2 separate regions of the Homo sapiens genome follow, and region 2 is linked to region 1. The links are chromatin loops, found by intact Hi-C in ENCODE. Cell type or tissue: heart right ventricle. All regions are shown on one strand. Links, peaks and the distances in the headings refer to the core of each region. The heading gives the core; the rest is flanking DNA.

Region 1 (7,266 bases), core at 1,837-5,836:
TTTGATTGAGGATCCAAATTCTTAGAGGAAGGTCTTTCGGCTTTTTCCCATTCAGCATAATGTTAGCTGTGGGTCTGTCATATATGACCTTTATTGTATTAAGGTATGTTCCTTCTATGCCTAGTTTGTTGAGAGTTTTTATCATGAACAGATGTTGAATTTCATCAAATATTTTTTCTGCATCCACTGAGAAGGCCATGTGGTTTTTGTCTTTTATTCTGCTAATGTGATGTATCACATTTATTGATTAGTGTATGCTGGACCATTATTTTATCCCTGGGATAAATCCCTCTTGATCATGGTGTATTACCTTTTCCTGTGCTGTTCGATTTGTTTTGCCAGTATTTTTTTTTTTTAGAATTTTTGCATCTATGTTCATCAGGAATATTGGCCTCTAGTTTTCTTTTTTCAATGTGTCATTATCCGGTTCTGGTATCAGGGTAAGGCAGACCTCAATAAATGAGTTAGAATTTCCTCCTCATTTTTTGGGAATACTTCAAGGAGATTGGTGTTAATTCTTTGGGTATGGTGGAATTTGGCAGTGAAACCATTACGTCCTAGGCTTTTCTTTGTTGAGAGACTTTTTATTACTGATTCAATGTTGTTTCTCATTATTGGTCTGTTCAGATTTTCTATTTCTTCCTTATTAAATCTTGGTACATTGTATGTATCCAGGAATTTATCCATTTCCTCCAGGTTTTTCAGTTTGTTAACATATAGTTGTTCATAGTAGTCTCTGATGATCTTTTATATTTCTGTGGTGTAGTTGTGATGTCTCCTCTTTCATTTTTTATTTTATTTGGGTCTTCATTTTTTTCTTGGTTAGTTTAGCTAGCAGTTTATCAATTTTATCTTTTTTAAAAAACAACTTTTTTTTTGACCCTTTGTATTTTTTTTAGTGTTTCTTTAGTTCTGCTCTGATCTTTGTCATTTCCTTCCTTCTACTAATTTTGGGCTTGATTTAGTCTTGCTTTTCTAGTTCCTTGAGGTGCATCTTTTGGTTTTGTGAAATCTTTCTCCTTTTTGGATATACGTGTTTATTGCTATAAACTTCTCTTATAGCACTGCTTTTGTTGTATCTCATTGGTTTTGGTGTGTTGTGTTTCAATGTTCATTTGTTTCTAGACATTTTTGTATTTCCTTCTTAATTTCTTCATTGACCCTGTGGTCATTCAGGAGCATGTTGTTTAATTTCTATTTATTTGTACAGTTTCCCAAGTTCCTCTTGTTATTGATTTCTAGTTTTATTCCAGTATGGACTGAGAGGATACTTGATATGATTTCAATTTAAAAAAATGTGTTGGCACTTGTTTTGTGGCCTAATATATGATCTATCCTGGAGAATGTTCCGTGTGGTACTGATAAGAATGTGTATTCTGTAGCTGTTGAATGAAATGTTCTGCAAAGGTGTGTTAGGTCTATTTTGTTTAAAATGCAGTTTAAATCCAATGTTGCTTTGTTGCTTTTCTTTCTAGATGATCTATCTAATGCTAAGAGTGGGATGTTGACGTCCCCAACTATGATTGTATTGGAGTCTAGCTTTTCCTGTAGAACTAATAATATTTGTTTTATACAGCTGAGTGCTCTGCACTGGACACATATACATTTAGAATTGTTATATCCTATGGCTGAATTGATCCCTTTATCATTATATAATGACATTCTTTGTCTTTTTTTTAAGAACTGTTTTTGACTTAAAGCCTGTTTTATCTGATATAAGTATAGCTATTCCTTCTTGCTTTTGGCTTCTGTTTGCATGGAATTTTTTCCCCCATCCATTTACTTTCAGTCTATATGTATCTTTACAGGCAAAGTGAGTTTCTTGTAGGCAGGATATAGTAGGATTATGTTTTTTAATCCATTCAGCTAGTCTAAACCTCTTAAGTGGAAAATTAGTCCATTTACATTCAAGGTTATTATTGATATGTGAGGGCTTATTCTTGTCATTATGTTGTTTCCTTGTTTTATATATCCTTTTCTTTATTTTTCTTCTTTTATTACTTATCATTGGTTTGGTGGTTTTCTATAGTGGTAACATTTGAGTTCTTTCTCTTTCTCACTTGTGTTTGCTCTACTAGTGAGTTTTATACTTTTGTGTGATTTTATGATGGTAGATATTATGGTTTCACTTTCAGGTGTAGGACTCCCTTAAGCATTTCTTGTAGGACTGATTGTTGTGGTGATGAATTTCCTCAGTTTTTGCTTGCTGGATAAGTCTCAATTTCTCCTTTATTTATGAAGGATAACTGTTGGGTATAGTATTTTTGGCTGATAGTTTTTTCTCTTCTTTTAGTACTTTGAATATATCATCCCATTCTCTCATGGCCTGTAAGGTTTCTGCTGAGAAATCCACTGTTGGTTTGATGAGGATTCTCTTATATGTCACTAGATGCTTTTCTCTTGCTGCTTTTAGAATTCTCTTTGTCTTTGCCTTTTTTTTTTTTTTTTTTTTTTAAGATAAGGTCTCATTCTGTCATCCAGGCTGGAGTGCAATGGCATGATCACCACTCACTGCAACCTTGACCTCCCTGGGCTCAAGTGATCCTCCCACCTCAGCTTCCTAAGTAGCTGGGACTACAGGCATGTGCCACCATGCCTGGTTAATTTTTCGTATATTTTGTAGAGATGGGGTATTGTCATGTTGCCCAGGCTGGTCTCAAACTCCTGGGCTCAAGCAATCTGCCCACCTTGACTTCCCAAAGTGCTACAATTACAGGCGTGAGCCACTATACCTGGCCTTTTACTTCTGACAGACTATAATGTGCCTGGAAGACCTTTTTGGGTTATATCTATTTGGGGATAGCTGAGCTTCTTGTGTCTGGATGTCTAAATCTCTTACTACATTTGGGATGTTTTCAGCTATTATTTTGTTAAATAGATTTTCTATGCTATTAAACTTCTCTTCACCTTTTGGAACACCCAAAATTAGAATATTTGGTCATTTTATGATGTCCCATGTGTCACGTAGGTGTTCTTAATTTTTTTTATTCTTTATTTTTTTCTTGTCTGGCTGAGGTATTTCAAAAGACGTGTCTTCAAGTTATGAAATTCTTTCTTCTGCTTGATTCCAGTCTATTGCTGAAGTTCTTGATTGTATTTTTTATTTCATTCATTGAATCTTCCAGTTCCAGGATTTCTCTTGGTTCTTTTTTGCATCTTTCTTTTCAGTGAAATTTCTCATTCATACCCTGAATTGTTTTTCTTATTTTTTATATTATATATCTGTGCTTTCTTATATTTCACTGAGCTTCTTTAATATCATTACCTTGAATTATTTTCCAGGCATTTCATAAATTTCTTTTCATTGGAACCTGTTGCTGGAGAATTACTGTCCTCCTTTGGAACTGTCATATTCCCTTTTTCTTGTTTGTGTCCTTTCATTGATATCTCCCTATGTGGTATAACAATGACTTCTTCCAATTTTTTGGATTGATTTTCTTTTTTCTTTTTCTTTTCTTTTCTTTTCTTTTTTTCTTTTCTTTTTTTTGAGATGGAGTCTCACTCTGTCACCCAGGCTGGAGAGCAGTGGCACAATCTCAGCTCACTGCAATGTCTGCCTCCTGGGTTCAAGCAATTCTCCAGCCTTAGCCTCCCAAGTAGCTGGGACTACAAGCGCATGCCACTGCATCTGGCTGATTTTTGTATTTTTAGTAGAGACTGGATTTCACCATGTTGGCCAGACTGGTCTCAAACTCCTGACTTCAGGTGATCCACCCACCTCCGCCTCCCAAACTGCTGGTTTACAGGCATAAACCACCACATCCAGCCTTGGATTGGTTTTCTTAGGGGAAGACTTTTTAACAGGAAAAAGTCCTCCCCTACAGTGTTAGTTGAGTAATGCACTTTGGCTTTGATTCGGGGTGTGTGCCGTAGTGTAGTCTGTGTATGATGTCTTTGGTTGCAAACATTATCAGTGGTATCTGTGATTTTCTTAGTGGCTTAGGCTATGGCTGCTAGTGGTGGCTGTGGTGAAGTTTTGCTGGGGACAGAACACCAGATGGGCCAGTCCTCAGGCTCTAATGGTGGCAGCAGTGGCCTAGGAAGGTCTGTCTTTGGGCTGCCAGGTGGCATACATGAGCATTGGTGTTAGCAGGTCCAGGCAGGCTCACTCTTGGGCCTCTAGGAGGTTTGCTTGGGTGCTGGTAGTGTCGGTGGTGGACTGGGTAGGTGGGAGAGTCCTTGAGCCCCTGGGCCACATGCTTGGTGTGGGCAATGATAGTAGTGGTGGTGCAACAGCCTTTGGGCTCCAAGATGTCATTCACTGGTGTTAATGGTGGCTGGGAGGGCCAGTCCCCAGGCCCCTAGGTGGCATGTGTGGGTGGGTATCAGCAGTGGTGGTAGAGCAGGCTGGGTGGGCCCATCCTCAAGGCCCCCAGGAGGAGTGTCCAGATGCCAGCAATGGTGGACCAAATGGCATGCTTGGGTGCTGGTGGCAGGTTTTCTGGGCTTGTTGTTGGGCCCACTGGTGGTATGCATGTGCTCTGAGAACAACTGACAGGGTGGGGCAATACTCTGGCTCCTAGGCAGCATGCTCAGGGGCTGGGAGAGCAGTGCCAGGCAGGGCAGACCTGTTCCCAGGTCCCCTCAATGGTGTACATGGGCAAAGGCTTCGGTGGGCAGGACAGGGTGATCCCCAGGCCCTGGGCAGTGTGCTCAGGTGGTAGTGGCAGCAGCAGCAGTGGGCAGGGAAAGCCTGTCCTCAGGGCACATGCAAGTCCTTGGGGCCCCTGCTGCTAGGGAAGGGAGACAGAGTTGCTGTCTGTGGTAGCTACCCCAGACAGGTGGCTCTCAGGCTCTGGGGAGTGTGTACGTTCAGGTCCCTGCCTGTGGTGGCTGGCTGAGAGAGGCTATCCTCAGGGCACATGGAAGTGTGCTGTTGTTAAGCTGCTGGTGGGGTAAGGTTGCTGTCAGTGACGGTGGCCCCAGGCAGACAGGTTTCAAGCTCTGGGGCATGCACACTTCACCTCCTTTTGTCTAGGGGACAGCCTCCTCAGTGCACTGCTCTGCCCTTTCCCCAACACACAGGACAGAGTAGGCTAGAGTGCTGGGAACCCTGCTGTTCCACTGGGTCCACCTGCATCACACCACTGCGGCCCTCTGGGTGGATGCAGGTAGATGTCAGTGGGTCTCCAGGGATATGGACAGGCAGAGGCTGTTGGGCCCTGGGGAAGGGGATACAGTCTGGTAGGGGCTGAGCTCTCAAAATGGTACCGTTCTGCAGCTGCTTGAGTCTTAGGGGGGTGATATGGTTTGGCTCTGTGTCCCCATCTAAAGCTCAACTTGAATTGTAATCCCCATGTGTTGAGGGAGAGACCTGTAATCCCTATGTATCAAGGAAAGGAGTGATTGGATTATGGGGGTGGTTACCCCCATGCTGTTCTTATGATAGTGAATTCTTATAAGATCTGATAGTTTTATAAATGGTAGTTTTTCCTGTACTCACATACACACACTGTCTCCTGCCACCTTGTGAAGAAAGTGCCTGCTTCTCCTTCCGCCATGACTGTAAGTTTCCTGAGGCTTCCCCACCCATGTGGAACTATGAGTCAATTAAACCTCTTTTCTTTATAAATTACCCAGTCTCGGGTAGTATTTTTATAGTAGTGTGAAAACGGACGAATACAGGCGTGTGGGACCCAGTGCGTACTTCCTATCTGCAGCAATGTTGTCATGTGGACTCCAGGGAGCTCCCTATACCAGTCTCAGGGCCCACAGGTAGAAGGACTCTCCTATGGCTAGGACTGCGGGAGTCCACAGTAGGAATGTGGACCACTGGAGATCTCTCATGTACTCTTCTTCCAGACTGGAGAGTTTCTCCAGGCTCCTGGCTGATCCCAGCCAGGCCGTCTGCCTCACTTCCTTTTCCTTAGGCACCTCAGCTTTTTCCTGTCACTTCGATGCTGAATTCCAGAGTTCTCAGTTGTTCTGTTCAAAGTGTTATTATCTAGTCATTATTTTGTTGGTTCTTTGTGGAGAAGAAGGGGTGTTCCGTGCCTCTAGTCAGCCAACTTGAAGCTCCTCCTCACCTAAAATTCATTTTTTTAAAATTTTGATGCCTAGACCCTCCTCCCAGAGATTCTGGTTTCCTGAGTCTGGGATGTGGCCTAAGCCTCCGGATTTTAAAGACCGATATGCAGCCAAAAGCAAGAATCCCTGAATTAAAGGAACTGAGATAAATTCATTTTATATTGCAGGGAATCAAAATATGTCCTGTCATCATTTCATTTTGTATAGGTGCATCCAGATTCATCTGCTGATTTTGATTTACTTTCTGGTTCCTTTTATTAGGGGCATCCTTCCCATTTCTATTCACTCTCTCCCAATTCCCCCTAGATTCTGGGGTAAGTACATGGCCCATATGGATTCAGCAAGGCTCAATGAGCCAATGAGTTCTGAAAAGCAATTGTTTTTGACACTTGTTAAAGATGGTAAGGCAGACTTTAGTCAGGACCATTATGATAGGTGTAAGGACCACTGCAATAAGATTTTGCAATGGAGAGAGATTGGGCTCAACTCTGAATACAAGGAAGAGTGGGAATGTATAGCCAAGGAGCAAGGTGGAGATCAGTGGATAGAAAACTACTTAGCAGAAACATCAGAGGTAAAGAGAATCCTGGCTAAACTGACCAAACAGAATTCATGCTGAAGGCAACCATGGTGATCATACATCACCGAGAAGATGGTAGAGTATGAAGAACCTCTGTAGATATGATTAGATTAGGGGAACTGGCCTAGCAGGATTCTTACCAAAATTGGACACTGCAGAGGTAAACACGGACGCCCAAATGTCAGAGCTCAGTTGAGAAGAGAGTTCAGGGGAGTCTGCATAGAGTTTGTTCAAGGAGAGAATCTTTGTTGGAGTCACAACCCTTGGATTTTCTCTGAAGCTATGGGGAAAGAGAAGCCCTCTTTCTTCTGAATTGGAACTGGTAGCCTGTGGCACTGGAGTTTCGGGGACCACCATGGAGAGAGGGTGAGCTTGAAAATGAAGCCACCGTAGGGAGAGCAGAAAGAAGAAAAGGCAGAACAATGAGGACATCACCTGAGCACCTGGGTCCTGACATACATGAAACCAGGTACTCCTGGATTTCACTGTTATTGAGCCAAAAAATTGCAGGTTTTGTTTAATCCATTTGATTTTGAGTTTGTCTTTTGCATCTATAAGAGTCCTATCTATGATAAGAATGTTTCTCAAAACCTTACAGATAAGCTGTTAGGTATGTAAAGTTTTCTTCCTTCCCTTGTGTTAGTTCTGTCTACATAGGT
Region 2 (7,266 bases), core at 1,427-5,426, 48 kb before region 1:
CTGTGAAGTTAACTTCCATTGCTGCACACATTTCGGCTTGTAAGCCGTAAAGGGACATCCACAAGTCCTGACTCTTTGTAGATAAATTTAACACATACATATGTATCATCCCTGGGTGTCTCAGATTAGAGGCCTTTGGAAGAACGCGGTGTTCATTTATATTCTTCTCATAGCTGGAAGCCACATTAAGCAGTTACTTTTATATTGGTGAACCTAGAGCCCTCAGGCCTGAGTTCTGTCTCCTGCTGGTCACTCCTCTGGCCAGCCTCTTCCGGGTATGAGAGCTATTTCCCAACCTGGAAGAGCTAGGAGCCCCGGGCACGAAGCATCTCAAAGAGATGGCACTGGCAGTTACAGTCCCTGCTTGAACTCTGGGAAACAAACCGCCCACTTCCCACACTGTTGCAATTTACTACAAGTCTTAGCACGAGCAGTCCCTGTTTCAGCCTGGCACCCAAGTGTCTGGGATTTGGAAATTTATAATTGGAACTTGAAAGAGCCACCAGTACTGTCTTGGGGAAAAAAAAAAAGGTTGAAAGACTTTCTTGCAAACATTGTTACTTACACATGCCAGGTAATTTACAAGGTTAGTCCTCAAGCCTCTGTTGCCTGGGTAAGAGCAAGTAGTGTTTCTGGGGAGGACATCTGTGCCTCTCTTCAGCCTGATGTCACAGTCAGCTTTTTAATGGCTTTGATTCTCTCTGCTCTGAAAATTGCAGAGGAATACTGGAGATTCAGGTGGGAATGTTCCGCAGGTAGAAATAAATTCTGCCAACCATAGCTCGCATTCCTGTTTGCATACAAATATCCCCTAAGATTTAAAAATGTCAAAGTGAGAAGTGTAAGTCAACTGATTTCCTACCTTCTTCATTAAGGTTTAGTGTTAGAAACTGACAGGAGAAAGCTCTCAGCTGAGGTAGGTGACCCAAGCATGTTTAAATACATGCTCATATCTTTATTTTAAAATTCTAAACCTTTAATTTTAAATGTTAGATAAACTTACATTTTATATTATAAAAATGATAAGATATGACTGTAAAATTTTTGAAAAGCCTGAAGTAAAAAGAAGAGGGAAAAACCCCACTCATCCGTCTACCATCCAAAATCAAGTGTTATAATATTTTGGCATATTTTCTTCCAGGCTTTTTAAAGCTCTGGTTTTTAAGATTTTGCTTTTCATCTTAAAAACAAAACAAAAACCAAATCAACTTCTTTGCCAATATTTGCCTCACCAAATACAAAGCAAACCTTATAAGACCACTCAAAGGGGTGTGTCAAAGGAAAATACATTTTTCTTCATCACCACTGGGCTGTGTAGACAGGCCTGGGAGCCTCTTTCTCTCCCAGAACCCTTTTTAGAGAAGGGTCTGAACCTCTTCACAGCTCAGGAAGTAACCTTCCCCTCTCTCCTTCCAGAATCTAAAAATTAAGGTTTTAGAGAGTGAACACTGGCTTCCCCTTATGTAATTCCCTGTTGTTTTGGCAAACAGGTTCCATCTCCCCTCCCTTGGGACATGGCTTATCAAACATTCCCCCTGGAAGTGTTAGTTACACTTGAAGGAAGGAGTTCCAGAAATGCTACCCCAAAATATGCCACTTTGCTGTGCTGATTACTTTGAACAGAGAGCACTTGGGGAACAGCGAATGCAGGCAGAGGTTTTCCCTGAGACCCCTTATCTGCCTAAAGACGGATACTCCAAAAAAAAAACTCAATTATCATGAATCTGCTCTCTGGGAATCTTATCAACATGGGAAGATTAACTCCAATCACAGGAGAGGAGACTGGACACCACGCCAAGACAGACAATCATCTCTTCTCCTGAGAACTGCTCCAGACAACTTTTTTGTTTGTTGGTTTGTTTGTTTGTTTTGTTTTGTTTGAGACAGTCTCACTCTGTTTGCCCAGGCTGGAGTGCAGTGGCATAATCTCGGCTCACTGCAACCTCCGCCTCCTGGGTTCAAGCGATTATCGTGCCTCAGCCTCCCCAGTAGCTAGGATTACAGGTGTGCACCACCATGCCCAACTAAGTTTTGTATTTTTAGTAGAGATGGGGTTTCACCATGTTGGCCAGGCTGCTCTCAAACTCCTGGCCTCAAGTGATCCACCCACCTTGGCCTTCCAAACTGCTGGGATTACAGGCGTGAGCCACCATGCCCAGCCCAGACAACTTTTTAATAAGGGAGAGACTTTTTATCTGCCTAACAAGACAACATTTATTCACTGTATAATTCCTCTCTCACCCTCCCATAACTTGTGTCGCCACCACCCCCAGAAGCCCCAAGCCCCTATTCCCTTCTGTAGCTCAGGCTGCTATACAGGCTTCAGTCATCTCACCCTTCTTTGAGTCTCATATTTTGTGGGACTCCCATGTGTACACAATTAAATGCGGCTCTCCTCCTGTTAATCTGTCTTACGTCAATTTAAATCATAGCCCAGCCAAGGAACCTAGAAGGGTGTGGGGGAAGTCATTTTTCACTCTTCTGCACACTCTTGGTCTGTCTTCTAAACTCAATCCCTGGGAAGTAGCAGTTTCCCTCTAAGGGAGACAGATATTCCTTTAGCAGTCCCCTCAGTGAGCAGGATACTCTGAGAAAGGGGACAGGCCTGAACAGCCCATTGCCAGGAGATTTTGGGGGTCAGTTCTATTTCAGAAGAGCTGGGCTGAAACTTGACAAGATTAATAGGCATGTTAAAGAAATCTAAACATAGGCTGGAGGAGTGCCACAAAAGTCATCAGCACATGAACACACACACAGACTCTGCTCTTTCCCCTCTCACTCTATGCCATCAGATTCTGGATGAACTTCCATTCGTTTATGCTCAAAGTTGGATGAGAATGCCACAGAAAAAATAGGTTCTGGGGTACATGCAGAAAACGCTACATAACTTGTGGGGCCCAGTACAAAATGAAAATGCAGAATCCCTTGTTCAAAAGTATTAAGAATGTCAAGGTGGTGACAGGAGGACATTAAACCAAGCACAGGGTCCTTCTGAGCATGGGATCTTGTGCGACTGTGCCCAGAGCCTACGTGCACGATTCATATCATTGCATACGTGTATTCATGTGCCAATTCTGGTTTAGGGATCTTCTTTGCATGTAGAATACTCAACTTTCTTGAAAACAGAGCAGTAGAGATGGCCTATAGTGGAAGAAACCAAATAGGATACTCGTGGACCCCTGCCTCTAATAAACTCAGCTATCAACGATTAATTCAGGGTCAAGAATTAAACTAGCAAATAACTACAAGAGAGAAAATATTGACAATTGGTATGTTGTTGGTGAAGAAAAGATGAGTAGCTTTATTTCTTCCCATTATGTTCCAATTACACTCTTTTCCCATGTAAAGAGACACTTACTATGGGAAATCCTTGGGAGAAGGGTCTATTTAGGTTTCACTTCTAACTCCTCCAAGGCACTTAGCACCATGCTTGGCACTCAACTGTCGTTGTTGGATGAAACAATTCAGAAATTGCCAGAATGTCAGGCTTGGGAGAATGAAGGGACAAATGGATACCTAATGCCTCTATTTCTTAAAAAAATAATAAAGTTGAAAATACGGGAAATGTTTCTTTGCTGTGCTCAGGCACAGCAAAGAGAAAGACACAACTGAACCACGTTCAAGCTTCGGTGGAGAAGGGTAAACAAGGGAGAGATTATACGTAATTATACCTAATCATGTTTCAGGGGATAAACAGCAATCAAAGGCAAGGAGGTGCCGAAGCCTGGCCCCTTTCCAGCGGCAGCCCAGAAACCAGCAGGGAAAGCAGGCCCTGGGCAGGAAACACTCCCCAAAGAACTGTTTTCAGTTCGTTAGGGAACGGCCTGTTGCGCTGTTTTGTGTTGTGATTTTACTTTTTCTGCCCAGGGGTGGGGTGGGCAGTTCTGGAGTTCCTTTGGCTGTTCCTTTTGCACTTTGGAGTTGATTTTTTTCATTTGGTAATGGCTGAGGCTAACCCCCACCCCTCAAAACAAAAAAACAACAAAAAAATCAGCTCTCCAAAGGAACACTGAAGCCAAAGCCAAATCATTTGAAATGCTTGGCTAGTACAGAGGAAAAAAAGAATTTCTGAACCAAAGTCTCTCCATTCGTTTAATATGTCATAGCATAGCACATTAAAATGTATTCTCTGCAAAAACAAACACTTACAGACCCAGTTTCTGCACAAGTCAAAGGAAGAGACCAATGAGATTTTGACAACTCAGACCTTAAACACATATTTTGGGGAAAAATTATATTTTATTTGCACATTTTGTGGTCAAATTACCCAAATAATTACACTTTTATCTCTGCTGGTTATTAACCTAAATAGTCAACTATATTTTTTTCTGAGTTTAGGTAAACTAGTGGCATTAACGCTTCAGTAGATACTATCAAGACTAACTTGGGGATCAGGAAAGCCCAAATCTTGAACATTCTACTGGCCTCAGATGGCTATGGCATAGGTCTATGAGGAAACAGCTCCAAGCTCTGCTCAGCATCTGCTCTGCATACCCTACGGCCTCAGAGTCATCGGGGTAATCTTTCCCCTTGTGCTTAAATTAAATGTGTATTTCACACATAATTATAGGGTTCTATGGGACATCCAAGATGGTATCCACCTGAATTAATCGTGTTAAGCTTCTACACAGGTAATTAACCGGGTAGAAATAGCCTGGGGCATCCAAATAACCAAAACCGCTTCAATGTTGGGACACTGAAACATTCTCAGAGGCCTCACAGGGCCGAGCTGCCAGAGACAGCCGTTCTTAAATGTTAGGCTATCCATCAGCGTCACCTGGGAAACTTGTTAAACATGCACAATCTGCCGCTTCACCTTCTGAGAGTCTGATGGGGTGGCCTAGGAAGGGGTCCGTAAATGTGCACACTATAAAGCCACATGGCTTTTGTTGAAGGGGCTCAGGGGCTCAGAGGCTCATGCTTAGAGAAGTATGCTCTACAAACTTGAGCAAGCGTTCACATCACTGGGAAGTTAAAACACAGATGCTGGGCCCCACTCCCTGAGTTTCTGATTCAGAAGGTCTGGGATCAGTCCGGAGAACTGAATTTCTAACAAGCACCCACGTGACATTGCTGCTGCTGGTCCAGACAACACACTTTGAGACCCACTGTTATAGACCCTTAATATTCAAAGAACAGAACCGAGGGCGGCAGCATTGGCATCACGTGGAAGCTTGTTAGAGATGCAGACTCTCAAGCTCCATGTCACATGTTATGAATCAGGATCTACTTTTTACTAAGATCCCCAACTGATTCACATCACATGAACTTCTGAAAACGGTTGATTTAGATTAGCGGTTTGCCACCTTGAATACACATTGAAATCACCTGGGAAGCTTTTGGCAGGTACTGATGCCTGAGACCTGGTTTCGTTGCTTTGCCCAGGTTTTGGAAGTTTTAAGAGCTTCCCAGATAATTTTAATACACAGCCAAGGTAGAAAACCGCTACCTTAGGAGATGTCGGATAAGTACTTGTTGGGTGCCTGTTGATGGAAATTTCCAGCCATGCTGAGGCGATAGCTTCACTTTAGCGCTAGTCTTCATCCTGCCAAGTGGCCTCCCTGTGTACGGAGGCTCTGCCACGCTGACAGCACAGGCCAAGGAAGAAAAGTCTCAGAATGTGAGTAATCCGAGCACACACCGAAAATAATACAGACAAAAAAAACTTTTAAAAAATCCTCTGATTAGTATTCTCAGTGAGATTTGAGAGGACATTGCAGTGATAAAGCAGAAAAAAAACTGTTATGAAAAAGAGCAGTCTGAGAACAACGTAGAGTTCTTAGAGATGAAACACACTGTTGAAATAAAATTCTCAAGAGAGCAGGAAATAGCAGGGTGGATATCACAGAACGAGGAATTAGTGAGTTATAAAAGCTGTTTCCAAATGCCAAACTAGCTGAATTAAAGTCACCAATCATCCAGAGCACTGTATTAAAAAGAGTCTCTGGGCCCTACCCGTGGCTTGTAGAATCGGAATCCTCAGGTGGTGGCTAAGGACCCACAGCGTTAACAAATGCCTGGAAGTATTTTGATGGGTTACTCAGATTTTGGAACCACTCAATTAGAAGACAGGCCTAAGGGATTCTCCCAAGCCCCTAAGAAAGAGACACAGAAATTGTGAGAAACGGCAAACAATGAAGGGCTCAGAAAGAGCCATGGTGATTGCAAAACTCCACTGGGGCCAGGAGTGGGGTCGGGGGTGGGTTGCTGGAACACCTTTTACCACATGTGAATGGTGACTTCCAGGTTGGCCTTGAATGGAGGAGAGGTCTTGGAAATATATTTACCATATGCAACAGAAGTTCTAGAGGTAGATACATGAGCAGGTACAGATGAAGTTATCAAATAATAGAAGATTGTCTTCAGATCAAAAGGTAAATAAAATAAGAGGCTAGGTTTATTTTTTGAGCAGCTTTGTTAAGATATAACTCATCATGTAATTCACACACTTAACATTGTACAAATTTAGTATATTCAGAGTTGCACAACTCTTCCTGAGATCTAATTATAGAACACTTTCATCATTCCAAAAAGAAACCCTATTACTCTTCTTTTCTTTTTCTTTTTCTTTTTTTTTTTTTTTCTTTGAGATGGAGTCTCGCTCTGTCACCGAGGCTGGAGTGCAGTGGCAAGATCTTGGCTCACTGCAAGCTCCACCTCCCGGGTTCAAGTGGTTCTCCTGCCTCAGCCTCCCAAGTAGCTGGGATTATAGGCGCCCGCCACCACGCCTGGCTAATTTTTGTATTTTTAGTAGAGAGGGGGTTTCGCCATCTTGGCCAGGCTGGTCTTGAATTCCTGACCTCAAATGATTTCCCCCCACCGCCCGCTGCCTCGGCCTCCCAGAGTGCTGGGATTACAGGTATGAGCCACTGCGCCTGATCCCCATGACTCATTAGAAGTCATTTCCTATTCTCCATCTCCCATTCCACCCCCTGCCCTAGACAACCACTAATCTTTCTATCTCTCTATATTTGCCTGTTCTGGACCTTTAATATAAATAGAACCATACCATATTGGTCTTTTGTGACTGGCTTTCATTTAGTGTAATGTTTTCAAAGTTCATCCATGCTGTACCATGTATCAGTGCTTTGTTTCTGTTTATGGCTGAATAACATTCATTCCATTTTACAGTTATACCACATTTTGTTTATCTGTTCATTATTTGATGGACATTTCAGTTGTTTTCACTTTTTTGTCTGTTATGAATAACACTGCTAGAAACATTTGGATACAAGTTTGTGCGTGGGCATATGTTTTCATTTTTTT

The links. A loop is a pair of places that touch in the nucleus more often than their neighbours do. Peaks named below come from ENCODE experiments on the same cell type or tissue, not always from the same donor. Only the 100,000 strongest peaks of a DNase experiment are listed, where the experiment ranks them.
Region 2: a loop joins it to region 1, with 6 times the contacts of the local background. A loop is called at or near these places in 1 of 110 quality-filtered maps.

What each region holds. Positions count from the first base shown.
Region 1 is chr15:72,943,712-72,950,977 of GRCh38, reverse strand. No RefSeq gene overlaps it. Among named protein-coding and RNA genes, the nearest start is that of NEO1, 110 kb to the left of the region's middle. In heart right ventricle, for the core only: no CTCF peak of the experiment used is centred there; no DNase peak of the experiment used is centred there.
Region 2 is chr15:72,991,479-72,998,744 of GRCh38, reverse strand. No RefSeq gene overlaps it. Among named protein-coding and RNA genes, the nearest start is that of NEO1, 57 kb to the left of the region's middle. In heart right ventricle, for the core only: no CTCF peak of the experiment used is centred there; a DNase peak (open chromatin) is centred at 3,792; H3K27ac peaks cover 951 bases; H3K27me3 peaks cover 347 bases.